Linked DNA regions of Homo sapiens: regions 1 and 3 are each linked to region 2. The links are chromatin contacts, found by Hi-C or POLR2A ChIA-PET in ENCODE. All regions are on one chromosome and are shown on one strand. The core of a region is the stretch at or near the end of the contact, and the rest is flanking DNA. Distances in the headings are between cores, read along the strand shown. Region 1 overlaps PDE4B (phosphodiesterase 4B). Region 2 overlaps PDE4B (phosphodiesterase 4B). Region 3 has its middle 100 kb from the start of PDE4B.

Region 1 (4,231 bases), core at 438-2,937, 390 kb after region 2:
TTCCATCCAAGTTGACATCTTAAAACTTTATCATGATCATCACTCCCTTTACTATGTAGTCTTATTTGGCCATATTTTGCTTACCCTTATCAACTAAGGAGCCAGTGTAAATCTCTGAGTTGCAGATCTGGAAGTGATGTGAAGAAATGTTATAGAGGGAGTGTACTTATCAGTGGTATCCACTACATTTTTGCAAAAACTCTGTGTTCCTAGTTCTGTTTCAGCTACGTGGCCACTAAGTTTTGTTTGCAATGTCTGATCTTAAGAACAGCGATAGGTGAAATTGTGTTATGCTGAGGGGTATTTGGGAATTACATAAGTGCAGTCTACATGCAACTGGTAGAGAGTTAACTGTGTTTGGTGGAGGAAAAGCAAGCATCTTTCATCTTTACTTCATCTAGGTAGGGTTGTGCTTTTTTAGTTTGTTTGTTTTCCTTAATCCTTTAAATTTTGAAGAAAACTGAGTGATTCAAATCTCCTAAAAGACTTTCTCAAATGTACTTCATAGCCTAGAGAGTTAGCTAAGAAACATCGTCCTCTGTTTGGCCCAAATTTCTCTGATCCCTTAATGCTGGCCACAGTCCAGATGGAATTCCAGAATTTTAGAGAATGGTGCTGCCAGGTAGGTTAGTCTTGTAAATTATTTTCCTCCAAGAATTACTAGAAGATGGAATAAGTTCAGCAGAAGTTTTACAAGGCAATGGTATTGTTATTTAAGATGAAAAGGATGGCTAGTGAACCTCCTGCCAGCTGCCCAAATTCGATTAGACATGTTAGAGCTAGCCGTTTTGCTTAACAACAGATTGCCTTCTTAGAATTGTTCATTAATTTTGTGTTTCAATTTTCATCACCTCCTGAATTAGAAGAATTGTCTTACACTTCAGCAAAATGCATCAGAGCATGAGTTCCTCAGTGGCAAAACAGTCAGATGTTTTGAAAACAGGATGCTTTGGCTCTCCATTATAAAAAGAGGAACGGAAAGAGAAACAGTATAGAAAGGAAGAAAGCAAATAGCCTCAGCAGGGTCCCCAGCCCAACAACGGCATAAACAGTGACCTATCTTCCTGACCTTCACTGTGGCTCAGTTCCTGACCTCGTGTCACCAAAGCCAACCAACGTCATTAGAGGAGGATAGGAGGAATGGCGCAGCTGCTGTGAGGGTGACTACAATTTCCTGTCTCCTTCCTGACAGACGCAGTCAGTAAAGTACAGGGTTGCAACAACAGTGGCTGAGGAAGGACCAACCCAGAACAATCCCAGGGAGGCGTAATTGTGACTGGCGGGGAATGGGGAGGTGTTCCTTCCCTCATTGTACTGAGAAACCTAGTCTTTCACCTAGAATTTTCAGGTGAAAAACGTCAAAAGGGTCATTCTTACCCAGAATGCTAAATGTTTTTCAAAAGATGAACATACTGTGGTATTCAGAAAAGCTATATTCAAGCAACTAGTCACTGTCTTCACTTCCCCCACAAACGCCCTCCACTGTCCTTTTCATTCTCCATTGGTTTGGCTCTGGGGCTGTTTTATATGCAGAACAAAGGTTGGGTGCTGCTGGGTGAAAATGGATATTCTGTTGTTGAAGAGTGGCCCTGTGTATTAGTACTTTTTTTTTAGAATGAAGCATTAGGACTTAGCACTTGAGTAAATGTTTGCTAAGATAGAAATGGAAGATAGATGGTCCTTCTTCTCTTAAGGCATTGTGAAGTCGGCTACAGATAACCATCATGAGGAAGTGAGTCCTCCTGGCTATGCAGGCTTATTTTTCCAGTTCTTCAGGTGCAGCCATACTACAGTACTAAACATGGAGCACAAAGGCAACTAATTGCCAGTGCTCTTGGGTTTGCAGGATAAAGTCACACTATTCTACCAGGCCCCGAGCCAGCTGGGAATTAGGCTGCATGACACTGGATGGTGATCATGACAGGCTGATTGCCCTAATGAGGGGTGAACCATTTTGTATTTAACTAAATAATCAATAACTATGGAAAATGCCAGCTCCTGCAGAACTGACAGGAAATAGATCTTACTGGCCAATGGATTCATCTTAGAACTCTGTAAGAGAGAGGGTAGACAGGCGCTCAGTCCTTGAAAGGAATATTCATGCCACTTTTGCCTAAAATGTAATGATATGATTACAGCAGTGCCGCCCTTAGCATAAGATGCATCCATTTGCTGGGCCCTGTGCTGTAATCAGAGGGCCTTAGCCTGGCCTTCCTTCTGCTGCCCTCCACCCAAGGAAGTAAGGAGTTGGCCGGGCCAAGGGAGCAGCTTTGCTCCCCTCTCTAAACTACATTTTGCATCTGCTGGACCCCCACATTCTCTGTCCAAATGGCTTTGAACCCACTTCCCGGCCACACAAGCCTCTTCCTGGGATGTGCTGCAGGCATACACACCCTTAGGCCTAAGGAGTTTAACCAAGAGGCAGCAATGAGAGGTGTGAAGAGACTTGTGTAGGAGGAACTTGGGTAAGCAGGCTGCGGTCCAGGGCTCACGACGGCTGCTCACAGGTCCCTGGAGATGGAAGGACATGGGGAAAGAGGAGGGCCAACCCATATCCAAGGAGTTCAAGAATTCTAAATTCAACCTGACCTTCCAGGCTGTTATGGAGGGATATCTGTCAAGGTAAAGGAGATAGCTCAATGTATATCTTTGTATATTTAGACTTACAGTGTGTGGCCCCACACATGTTAGAGGTGACCCTGGATTAGAGGGCAGAATAGAATTAAAATCAGTTCTGGTAGCCAGGTGGGCACTCACACATTTTTTTGGTTCAACTTTTCTCTCTTTACTGCTCAGATTTATATAGACTAAATTATGGAGGGAGCAAAATAAAGTGAAAAGAGCCTAGGAATAAGCCATGAGTTTGAGTTCTAGCCCTGCCTTTACTTAGGTATAGTAATATAGACAATAAAACTATTTGGAATCTTTCCATATTCTCTTCTATAAAACAAAATAATTGGAAAAGACCCAGCTCTTCAGTTTATTGATTGAATAATATTAGTAAACAACAGAACTACCTTTACAGGTGTATGCAAACATTGTGCTAAGCTCTTTACCTCATTCTGTAATCAATATTCACAGTAACACTTTGAAATAGGTACTGTTATTATTCCTGCTTTACAGATGAGTAAAGTGAGGCATACAAAGTTGAAATAACTTGCTTAAGGTAAATCATAGAGCCAGGATTCATATCCAGTCCATCTGACTTACCATCAATGATCCCAATGAGGCATATAAAGAAAGAAAAAAGTTTAGAGTTATTTAATAATTCTTCTAAGGGGATTTTGGATTGGTTGGTGGGTGATCTTGTTCTTTCAACTGTGGCAAGCATTATTAGTGAGGCCTAGTTCAAATTTATATTCTGTAGCTACCATACTCACAGCCTCTAGGATGGCCATTAATTGCCCTAAGCTCAGTCTTCTTGCCTGGGAAGCAGTGTAAGGGGAAAGAGCAATCGCAATTATAGAAAATGGTTATAAAGTGCTCATAAAAATGCAAATAATAGTATTAAACTAATCCATTGCCTATTTCAGATCAATTTGCTCACTTCACTATCTGTTTCTTAAAATTCTCCAACATAGCCTAAGATAAGATAGTAAAGGTCTGTTCAAAGCACTGTAGACTAACCCCAAATTCCCTTTTTCCCTGCTTCTCAAAATAAAAAGGGAAATAGAGATAAGCTATTCTTGGCCGGGCGCGGTGGCTCACGCCTGTAATCCCAGCACTTTGGGAGGCCGAGGCGGGCGGATCACAAGGTCAGGATATCGAGACCATCCCGGCTAAAACGGTGAAACCCCGTCTCTACTAAAAATACAAAAAAATTAGCCGGGCGTAGTGGCGGGCGCCTGTAGTCCCAGCTACTTGGGAGGCTGAGGCAGGAGAATGGCGTGAACCCGGGAGGCGGAGCTTGCAGTGAGCCGAGATCCCGCCACTGCACTCCAGCCTGGGCGACAGAGCGAGACTCCGTCTCAAAAAAAAAAAAAAAAAAAGAGATAAGTTATTCTTATTTTTTAATTTATATGATCATTCAAATGATTTGGGCAATTTCATTATATGCCACAACCTTTCCAAGGCATGGAACATGACCATAAAACAGAGAATTAATGCTTCAGTAATATGTAAGGGAAATTTTTGGAAGTAACATGTCCACTGTTTTCCTTGGGCATTGTCTTCAAATAAAGATGAAAGAGAAGATTAAGCTATTTATTCTTTGTCATTGTTTCAGTTACTC
Region 2 (4,470 bases), core at 282-2,781:
TAGAAATAGGGTGGATGCAGATATTATTAGTTAAGATGAGGTCATACTGGAATAGGGTGGACCCTTTCCCAGTATGACTGGTATCTTTATCAGAAAAGGGAAATTTAGACACAGCTATAGACACAGAGGGAAGACAGTTATGTAAATCTGGAGGCAGAGATTGGAGTTATGCTGCCACAAGTGATGGATTGCCTGGGGGCTACCAGAAGATGGAAGAGATGAGGAAGAATCCTCCTTCTAAGACTTTGGAGGGAGCATAGACCTGCTGACACCTTATTTTTAGATTTCTAGCCTCCAGAACTGTGAAATAAACTTCTGTTGTTTAAAGCCACTTAGTTTGTGTACTTTGTTATAGCAGCCATAGGAAACTAATACAGATGCAATATATATACTATATATAATATATATGAATACATATACATAAATATATATACTATATATAATATATGCATACATATACATAAATATATATAATCATATATATTTATAAATTCATTATCCTCGTGGAAGTGTCTTACTGGCATATCCAGGATCATTCTCTGGGCCTTTGCTACAACAACAGCTATAACTTTACAATTCAATGAACAAAGGGTTCTGCCAACTGCTAAGTATGCCCATCCCAATTGTACATTTGGAAATTGTGCAAAGGCCCACCCGTACCCATTGTGAGACAGACATGGTTTGGACTCCGGTTGCTAGTTGACTTCCATATACCTCTACTCTTAGCAGGAGGGTAATGTATTAGTCAGGGTTCTCTAGAATCATATATATATTATATATATGAGAGCTTATTATGTATTAACTTACATGATCACAAGGTCCCACAATAGGATGCCTGCAAGCTTGAGGAGCAAGGATAGCCAGTCTGAGTCTCAAAACTGAAGAACTTGGAGTCTGATGTTCAAGGGCAGGAAGTATCCAGCATGGGAGAAAGATAGAGGCTGAGAGGCTAGACCAGTCTCTCCTTTTCACGTTTTTCTGTCTGTTTTATATTCACTGGCAGCTGATTAGATGGTGCCCATCCAATTAAGATTGGGTCAGCCTTTCCCAGCCCACTGACTCAAATGTTAATTCCTTTGGCAACACCCTCACAGACACACCCAGGGTCAATACTTTGTATCCTTCAATCCGATCAAGTTGGACTCAGTATTAACTATCACAGGCAATGATGGTGTTTGGGATCTTTGGCTATCAGCATCAATCTGTATTCACGTGTTTGGAAATATCTGAGTAATTTACGGATTGATCGATGGTGTTGCAACATCTTTCTTGTTTTTCAGTTGATGTGTTTTGGGTCACAGAACTGGCTCAGGCCTAAAAGCTGAGCATGGAAATAAGGCTTTTCACTGAGCATAGCTGACCTCAAACTTCTACTCTGCCGTCACGTATCTCTTTTGAATATTCATATTCAAATACCCTTATTGGCTGCCTATCTATCTTGCCCCTAGGGACAAAATGTTCTATGAGCCCTTTCCATAAATTCTGTGGGTCATGCCTTGCTGACTCATTCTGAACTTGCTGTGGATTATAGCCTTCTGTCCACCGCTCTTCTATTGGGTACATGCTGCCACCTAGCCTCTGCTCTTCTCAGATCCTATCATCTCCATTGCTATTAGGGAACCCACTACCATAACAATATCTCACATCATTATTCCCAGGGGTCCTTCTGACCTTATTGCCTTGGGCATGTCTTATGGGCCTCCCTAAGGAATATGGTCGGTACAGGGTTTTCTGTCTCATAGAACGGACCCATTGCTTGCATGTTGCTTCTGTGAGCCTTTTAAGCCCTTCCTCCATCATTTGCTACAGCAATTCTGGCATCTCTATTTTGTTTACTGTAGGCCTTTCCTTTTCTCAGGCTTTCAAAGTTAATTGTATCAGCTGATTACAGCAATCACTGGGGCTCTTGCCAGGGCATTAAATCCTGTGTCACTGGAAAGTGCCACTATATTGCAAAACACTCCCTAACACAGCTGTATAGCCTATCTTCTCTTGATTTAACCCCCTGAGGAACCACTTCCAGTTCCTGATGGTAACATGTTATCCATGTCTTGATGTTTTTAGGCATATAATTTCTTTTCTGCTTTACCTGTCCCAACACTTTTGATCAGGTTATGCTGAGATTTTACTCTAATTATGAACCAAGAGAGGAAGTGGAGCAAGTCCTGAGAAGGTAAAGAAATGTTATCTAAGATACCTGCCTCACTTGATACCTTTGTATAACTTCAAACGTGTGTGTGTGTGTGTAGCTCTGTCTTCCAATAAGAGATAATTGGTCACATTTTCAGGTGCATAGGACTCAGGATAACCCAAGATTTGAGATTCTTAACTGTGTCGATACAGATATCCCCATCCAAGCATCAGGGCCCCACTCCCTTCAGGGCTCTAAGTTTGTGTAAGAGACCTGCCTAGACTGAGATCCAGCTTTCTCTGATGCACTGCTAACAATTAATTTTGTTTTCTCTTGTTCTTCAACCGTGGCTGCCATCCAGGTGCAGAAGTGGAAGTTTTATTTAAATAGTGCCTAGGAGTTCCTGTTACTCTCACTTTGCTAATTTACTTTGTTGATTAATAGACTTGAACCTGTCATTTTCTCTCTTCAATCACTGGTGCTGAGCAGTAGCCAACCAATTCCACATTCTTATAGTTGTTATTTCTTCATATCTCTAAAACACCCAGAGTATTGTCGCAGCTATTGCACCGCTTCCACCTGTATCCCATCACAGGACAGCATAGGTGAAAGCCAGTAAAATGCACCAGCATTCCAAGGACTATCAACATTCCACCTATCACCAGCAATAGGGTTCTCATTATCATCCAGCTGGAAAATGATCCAACTCCAGGATCCCCATCTTTACAGTCTGTCTCTTAGAAGTGCTTCTTGTATCAGTGGTCATAGATTGGGTTCCATTCAGGTTAGGGATCCTTGTTTAAGTCACTTATTGGGGATGTGCTCAATAGGGGAGTGAGGGAAGCAGAATAGGATGGGGAAAACGCCAAGCAAGAATGTGGTCTCAGGAGGGACTAGCTTCAGTCTGATCCTACAGGACACTGGAGCACAAATTACACAACAGAACTAGTCGTACATAGAGAAAAAGAGGCTGGCCTTGTGTATCCCATGCCAGGAGGTCATTGGCTGAGTCAACCCTGGAGAAGGGAGGGAAAGTGGTGTATCCACCCAGGCAAAGTGGCTTCCATCTGGTTCAGGGCGATTCTCTGGAATAGGGGTGAGCTGTTTGTTGTTATCTCCAAAAGTCACAGCAAATGGGAGATGGTACAACCAGAAAAGGGAATGTGGGCAAACACCAGCCACATTCACCACAATATTACAGAGCTATTAGGAACTATAATGATCAGCATGAAGTTTTTCTGTGTCCTAGGTAAGAAATACATTTCTTTAAACCGTCTGGAAATCTTCTATAGTCTTGGATAAGAAGGTTGTGTTTATCTTTCCTCCTTTTTAGTGGAATTATACTCAATCCCAAATGCCCATTCACTATGTTTAACAAGGGACCGTCACGCAAATAGCATCTCTCTTCCTGGTCTGCTGTCAACTCTTCAAGTCTCCACATCAAAAATGTTATTCCCTACTGAGTTAACTTTACTTTTCTCTCTCCTTACCTTTGTTCTTGCATATAATGGTTGCAGTGAGGGATTATGAGAACATCTCCTTTCAGATACGTTGTCACATTCAGAATTGTGTGATCTAGCATGAGAAAGGCTTAACCTTTTTCCTTTCCATGTGCCAGTGAAAATTTCTTTATACTAATACACGTTATTTCTGAAAAGGGGATGAGAGAAAGGGACAAGAGAAGGGATGATACAAAAGTAATGTAGAAGTGGCCAAGAATAAGATTTGGCTTTCCTATTTTTTTAGTTTGAGTTTGGAAATTTATGCATTCTTTTTGTTTGTTTTTGATCCAGTAAAAAAAGTGTCACCTCTCGTCAGGACTTCAATAGTTCTGAAGGGTCTGGAAGTAAGTCATTGTCTCCTGAGTTGATTTAAGGCAGTTTATGATGAGAGTCATTCTGTTTTTTATTCCCTAAAACTCTGAGCATACTGCTGAGTGAATAGTCTGTGCTCCACAACTACTTGAAAAATGGTGATGCAGGCCAAAGTGTTTTGAAAACTGTAAAAATCCATGCGGAAATGAGGTAATATGATTGCTTTAAATTGACCTCTCCAAAGGCTCTTTCACCTTTTACCTGTTTTACCTGTTTTACCCCATATATAGATCCCAATGTTCTTCCTCCTACTTGATGCAGAATGCCTGTTTCATTTTCTCCTTTTTAGCCATAAAAATTCCAAGTATAATTCTAGGGCTTGGTTTGAATCCCACTGTGAGGAAACAAATCCCGATACTCTAAGGTTTGGCAATGGAGGATGAATATCCCTTTAGGGAAAACGATGGCTGAAACCTGTGGGTTTCACTCGTGTCTACTGAGATTCTCCTAAGGGACCTTCTTTTC
Region 3 (4,765 bases), core at 1,363-3,862, 260 kb before region 2:
AATCTCTCTTTCTACCACCACACAAAATTTTGACAAGCAAGTGGCTAGAAACCGACATTGTTTGTTCAGTATTAAGTCAAAGGAGAAAAGGAGGAGGAACACAGAGGTGTGGTTTTGTTGTTGTTGCTTTTTTTTTTCTTGCCACTGGAAAGATTTGTGCACACTGACATTTAAAACTTATTAACCAGCCAGGAGTGGTGGCTCACTCCTGTAATCCTAGCGCTTTGGGACGCTGAGGTGGGCAGATCACTTGAGGCCAGGAGTTCGAGACCAGCCTGGCTATAATGGTGAAACCTCTTCTGTAGTAAAAATACAAAAATTAGCCAGGCATGGTGGCACACACCTATAATCCCAGCTACTTAGGAGGCTGAGGCAGGAGAATTGCTTCAACTTAGGAGGCGAAGGTTGCAGTGAGCCGAGCTCGCACCACTATACTCCAGCCTGGGTGACAGAGCGAGACTCTATCACAAAAAACAAAACAAACAAACAAAAAGACTTACTAACCAACAGCTTAACTTGGGCTGAGAGGGACTAAAACTTGGGTCTCTACCTTACCAAGTGAAATACCAGATGAGCAAAATCACGCTCAAGTTCTCACTCCCAATAAGCTTTTTCTTCCCCTATTCCCATTTTGAAAGAGGGTGAATATTCTTCCAGAATCCTAAGCATAAAATATGAGAGTTGCTGTGGAGTCTTCTCCCCATCTTATCAATTGCCAAGTTCTGAAGCTTCCATCTGAGGCCCTCCCTTCTCCCCTCCTTCCCTCTATGGGCTCCCTGTTTTACCCCCATCACCTCTGCTCTGCTCACAGCATGAGCCTTCTGAGGTTTCACACCCCCAGTCTGCCCTCATCCAGTCCATCTGACCTAGAGATGCTGCATTCATTCATCCGAGGGCCAGTTTTGACTGCCTTTTTAAAAACATTTGCGAGTTCTCTGGTATTGACCAAATAATACTTGAATTCTAAAAGTAGGTGTATAAACCCTTCTGCAGTCTAATCCCAGGTTATCATTGACTATTCCCTGTGGGATAACGTTGTCAACAGCCAAACTTGGTGGTTCCAGGCACTGTAGTTGACACTGAGGCTATAGACATGAGAATCGGATGCAGTGCTTGCGCTCCAGTAGCCCCACCTCCTGTTGGAGACACAGTCAGCAGTGGTGTAAGTGCTGTAGAGGGATGACGAAGGCTCTCTAGGAGTCTAGGACAGAGAGGGTCAGAGGCTTCTTTAGGCTAAGGCAGAGAAGGAATAGGAATTAACCAGACACCTTGAGGGTAGAAATCGAGGCTAGGAGACTGGTAGACATTTTAGGAGAGGCAACCAAGCAGTTGCATGAAATTGCAAGAATACATGCCAGGTGCTACTTCACATAGTTTAGGCTGCATGTGAGGAAGCAGTGGAAGAAGATGCAGGGGGCATAAGAACAACAGCACAAACATAAATTTCTTCCTTGTATTCTGCTTAGCACTTTTCATGGGTTTTCATGTTTACTTCTCAGGAAACACTAATATGGGTAAGGTTTGTTCTGCTACAATGTATGCTTCTGTAACAACAGTTAGCTTATACTTGATTGGAAAATAAGGGAATGATTTCAGTATAATGAAGTTGGGTTGGTTCAGATAGTCTCCCCACCCCACCCCGCAAGGCTAGGGGAATTAGAAAAGCAGGAATAAAATCAGAACGTTCAGCAGGAAATAAGAAAGCCCTCAGCTCAACTGTGGCTTAGACTCAGGGCCCTTACTGCTCTATTTTAAGAAAACTAAAAATGAGAGTCTGCCATGGGGCTCCCTCTCTAGAGAAGCCAGCTTTACGCAAGATCCTGGCTCTCGGCAGGTCCATGTCCCCCTCTGTCTACATTCACTGCAGCCCCTCTGGTTCAGAGCTCCACTTCTATCTGCATTTTCTTAGTGCCTACATGATACCATCTCCTCTCTATAACTCTGAGCTTTTTTGATAGCCCCTGAAGCAGCCTTCAACTGTGCTGAGCAGCCTTCAACTGTGCTGAGCAGCCTTCAACTGTGCTGAGCAGCCTTCAACTGTGCTGAGCAGCCTGCCTGGATCGTCCAAGTTATCTCCAGAGATTCCAGCTATTGTTTTTCTGTCTGGTTGCAAAGTTTCACAGCTTTTGAGAGATATGCTCAATTTCATTTTTTTCCCTTTAGTCCTTTATTTTTAGTGTGATTTTGTAGAATGTGAGATTTTTCAGGATCGAGTATGTTGTGCAATAGAAGACATGTACTATTGAATTCTTGTTTCATAGGAGAGGAAATAGCAGCTTAGATGCATGTAACTTGCTCATGTTTTTATGTCTGGTGGATAGTAATGCTGAATTTCATGGCTCAAGCTACTTTGTTTTATGGGGCAGATTGGATAGGGTCTTACATGCTGGCACTTAAAAATCTGTTATCTCTCGGCAACTGGGCCTGGGACTTTGCAAATCGCATTTCCTGAACTCCTTTGCTAGCTGCTTTCCTTAGGTTTTGCCAATGTGAGGCACTAGAAAGTGGCTGAGAAGTGAGAGAAGGGGGAAATGGACTTCCTGTTTTTCTATTCCTGTCCTTGTTTCTCTAGAGCCACAGACAGTTGGCTCCAGCCTCTCCATGTCCCTAAGTTGCCAGCAGCAGCTGGGTCGCCCTTCTTTGGCAGTCAGTGAACAGGCCATGCTATTGTCCTTCACCAGATGGGCTTTAAAATCCCTTCGTAATCCAAGCCCTGGCTGGATTCTTCTTCCTCAGTGGTCTGAGCACCAGCTTTCCAGAGCTTCCTCCAAGAAGTCTGAGCTCCAGGCCCCTGGAACTTCTCCCCAGCTCTTCATTCTGGAAACACCATCTCTCCCTTTTGGATTCCTCACTCCTAGGAGTTGCAGTTGCTTCCTGCAGTTCTTGTTCTCTAGGCCATTGCAGTGGGCCCTCTTGTTCTTCCAGCCTTCCAGCACTCGTGTGACCCATTCCTTGCACCAAATGCCTTCTCTTTAACAAACATAATGTGTTCTGTATCCCTGAGTGAACTCTGACCCAGATATCATGCTCATGAATATTGCTCAATAAAGAAACACGAGTCTTTGAAGGCATTTAAACTGAAAAGTGGCTCCTTGCTGCAGTTCTTATTTCTTCATTTGGCAGCATTTGACTCTGTTGACAACGCTTTCTTCCTTTAAATCTTATGTCATCTTGGTTTCTCTGAAGTAAGACTCTCATGGTCTCCATACCTCTCAGGCTACTCTTTCTTAGCCTCCTATGGAGACTCATCCGCCTTTATTCTGGTGTTTCCTGGGGCCAGATACATGCCTTTTTATTTCTCCAATCTACGCAATTTCCCTGGAAGAGCTCCTCCGTTTCCATAGCTTTAGGTGTTATCCATTTTCTGATGATGCACAGATTCATGTCTCAGCCAGACAGTTCTCCTCAGTCCCAGGCCCATTCATCCAGCTGTCCTCTGGACATCTCCATGGGAGTGCTCCCTATGTTGCATTAGAGGGCCTGGACTGTGATGGAGGGAGACCCGGTTTCAATCCAGATCTGCATCATACCCAAGGCATCCCAAAAAGTTGATAATCATCTGTGTTTCCCACCAACCCTTCTCTCCCTCTGTGTTCCTAGTGTAAGTGGCTAACTCTAGCATTCATCCTTGTCGAACTTGAAAAGCTGGGTGTCCGTGTTGACCCCTGCTTCTCCCTCATGTCCCATATACAAATAAGTCCACTAGATTAAATCTCTTCATTCAATTTACGTATTTCTATCATTACTGTCACAACTCTAGTCTGGCCCACTATAATTTCCAACAGCTTCCTCAAAGGCATCTTACCTTCCAATGATGCTGTTCTAAACATCAACTTCCACACAGCAGTTATTTTCCCCCAAATAAAAATCTAATCAAAGTCTCTCCTCTACTTAAAACTGTTCAGTTCTGATTCTCCTCTTGGAATGAAATACACTCTATAGCATGGCTTATCATACCTTGGTGATCTTGTAACGGGATGCTTCTAGCTGAGGGCTCTTTATTTTATGCAAGAAAAGACGCCATTTAAAGGTTTCCAGTTCTAATATCTCCAGGGGTACAGATGGAAGGCACCGTTAGGAACAGAGATTGCTCTGGGAGGGGTCACTTGTCTCTCTTACTTATGTAAATGTCAGTCAAGATTGTACCCATTGAAGGAAGGCATAATAGGGTTTATTTGAAACTTGGCTGTGGCTACCTCTTGGAAAGCACATGACTTATCTCCAGCGAAGAAGTCAATAGAAGTCTTTAAGTTTCTTGGGAACAAAGGGAACATATTTGACCTCTTCCTTTTTGAGTTTTGTGGTCATTAACACTTCGATGAATTGACAGTCTTAGCTGATATATTCCCTGGCAGCAAAGTTCCCCAGGAAAGAAAGGTGAGTTTGCATGTAGAGAGCTTATATTGACACAAAGGTATAACTGAATTCCCATCCACAGTATTAATATGTACCTGAGGTGGCTCTCAACTAGCAGGTGGATGAAAAGACTCATCCTGTAGATGTCAAGTCAGCTTCAATCCTTAGCCATGTCAGTGCTTGAGCAATGGGTCCATGAACATCTGGGCCATGGCAGGAATAGATATTCTTGGGGCCAACTGCATGGATTTTTTCTCTCCAGGGTTGACCTATTTCCAATTCTGAGGGAGACCAGCCATAGGACTGGCTATATAGTTTGAGAGGCCCTGTGCAAAATGAAAAGGGGTGTGTGTGTAACAACCCTCCCCACAACTTTTCATTGCTATGTAGTTTGAGAGGCCCTGTGCAA

Evidence for each region. A loop is a pair of places that touch in the nucleus more often than their neighbours do. ChIA-PET counts read pairs that join two places held with the same protein, here RNA polymerase II (POLR2A). Pooled maps may share reads with other maps.
Region 1: a map with no recorded cell type shows a loop between it and region 2 (3-fold over the local background). The contact joins two enhancer-like sites. A Hi-C loop is called at or near these places in 1 of 168 maps with a recorded cell type or tissue (GM12878), 3 of 37 single-sample maps with no recorded cell type and 7 of 50 pooled maps.
Region 3: a loop to region 2 is called in a map of dorsolateral prefrontal cortex, with 4 times the contacts of the local background. The contact joins two enhancer-like sites. A Hi-C loop is called at or near these places in 7 of 168 maps with a recorded cell type or tissue (IMR-90, PC-9, dorsolateral prefrontal cortex and 2 more), 6 of 37 single-sample maps with no recorded cell type and 8 of 50 pooled maps. POLR2A ChIA-PET finds 5 or more read pairs at or near these places in 1 of 52 experiments (PC-9).

What each region holds. Positions count from the first base shown.
Region 1 is chr1:66,335,049-66,339,279 of GRCh38, forward strand. The region is part of intron 8 of PDE4B (phosphodiesterase 4B); the gene reads left to right. Among named protein-coding and RNA genes, the nearest start is that of SGIP1, 200 kb to the right of the region's middle. RefSeq lists enhancers at 1,888-1,937, 1,998-2,047. Within about 2 kb of position 1,688, at least 32 of the 41 ENCODE cell types and tissues checked have a DNase peak (open chromatin) inside an H3K27ac peak, as active enhancers do.
Region 2 is chr1:65,947,545-65,952,014 of GRCh38, forward strand. All of the region lies in intron 3 of PDE4B (phosphodiesterase 4B), which reads left to right. Among named protein-coding and RNA genes, the nearest start is that of PDE4B-AS1, 100 kb to the right of the region's middle. Within about 2 kb of position 1,532, at least 3 of the 41 ENCODE cell types and tissues checked have a DNase peak (open chromatin) inside an H3K27ac peak, as active enhancers do; they include dorsolateral prefrontal cortex, where a contact is called at or near this core.
Region 3 is chr1:65,689,124-65,693,888 of GRCh38, forward strand. No RefSeq gene overlaps it. Among named protein-coding and RNA genes, the nearest start is that of PDE4B, 100 kb to the right of the region's middle. Within about 2 kb of position 2,613, at least 4 of the 41 ENCODE cell types and tissues checked have a DNase peak (open chromatin) inside an H3K27ac peak, as active enhancers do; they include dorsolateral prefrontal cortex, where a contact is called at or near this core.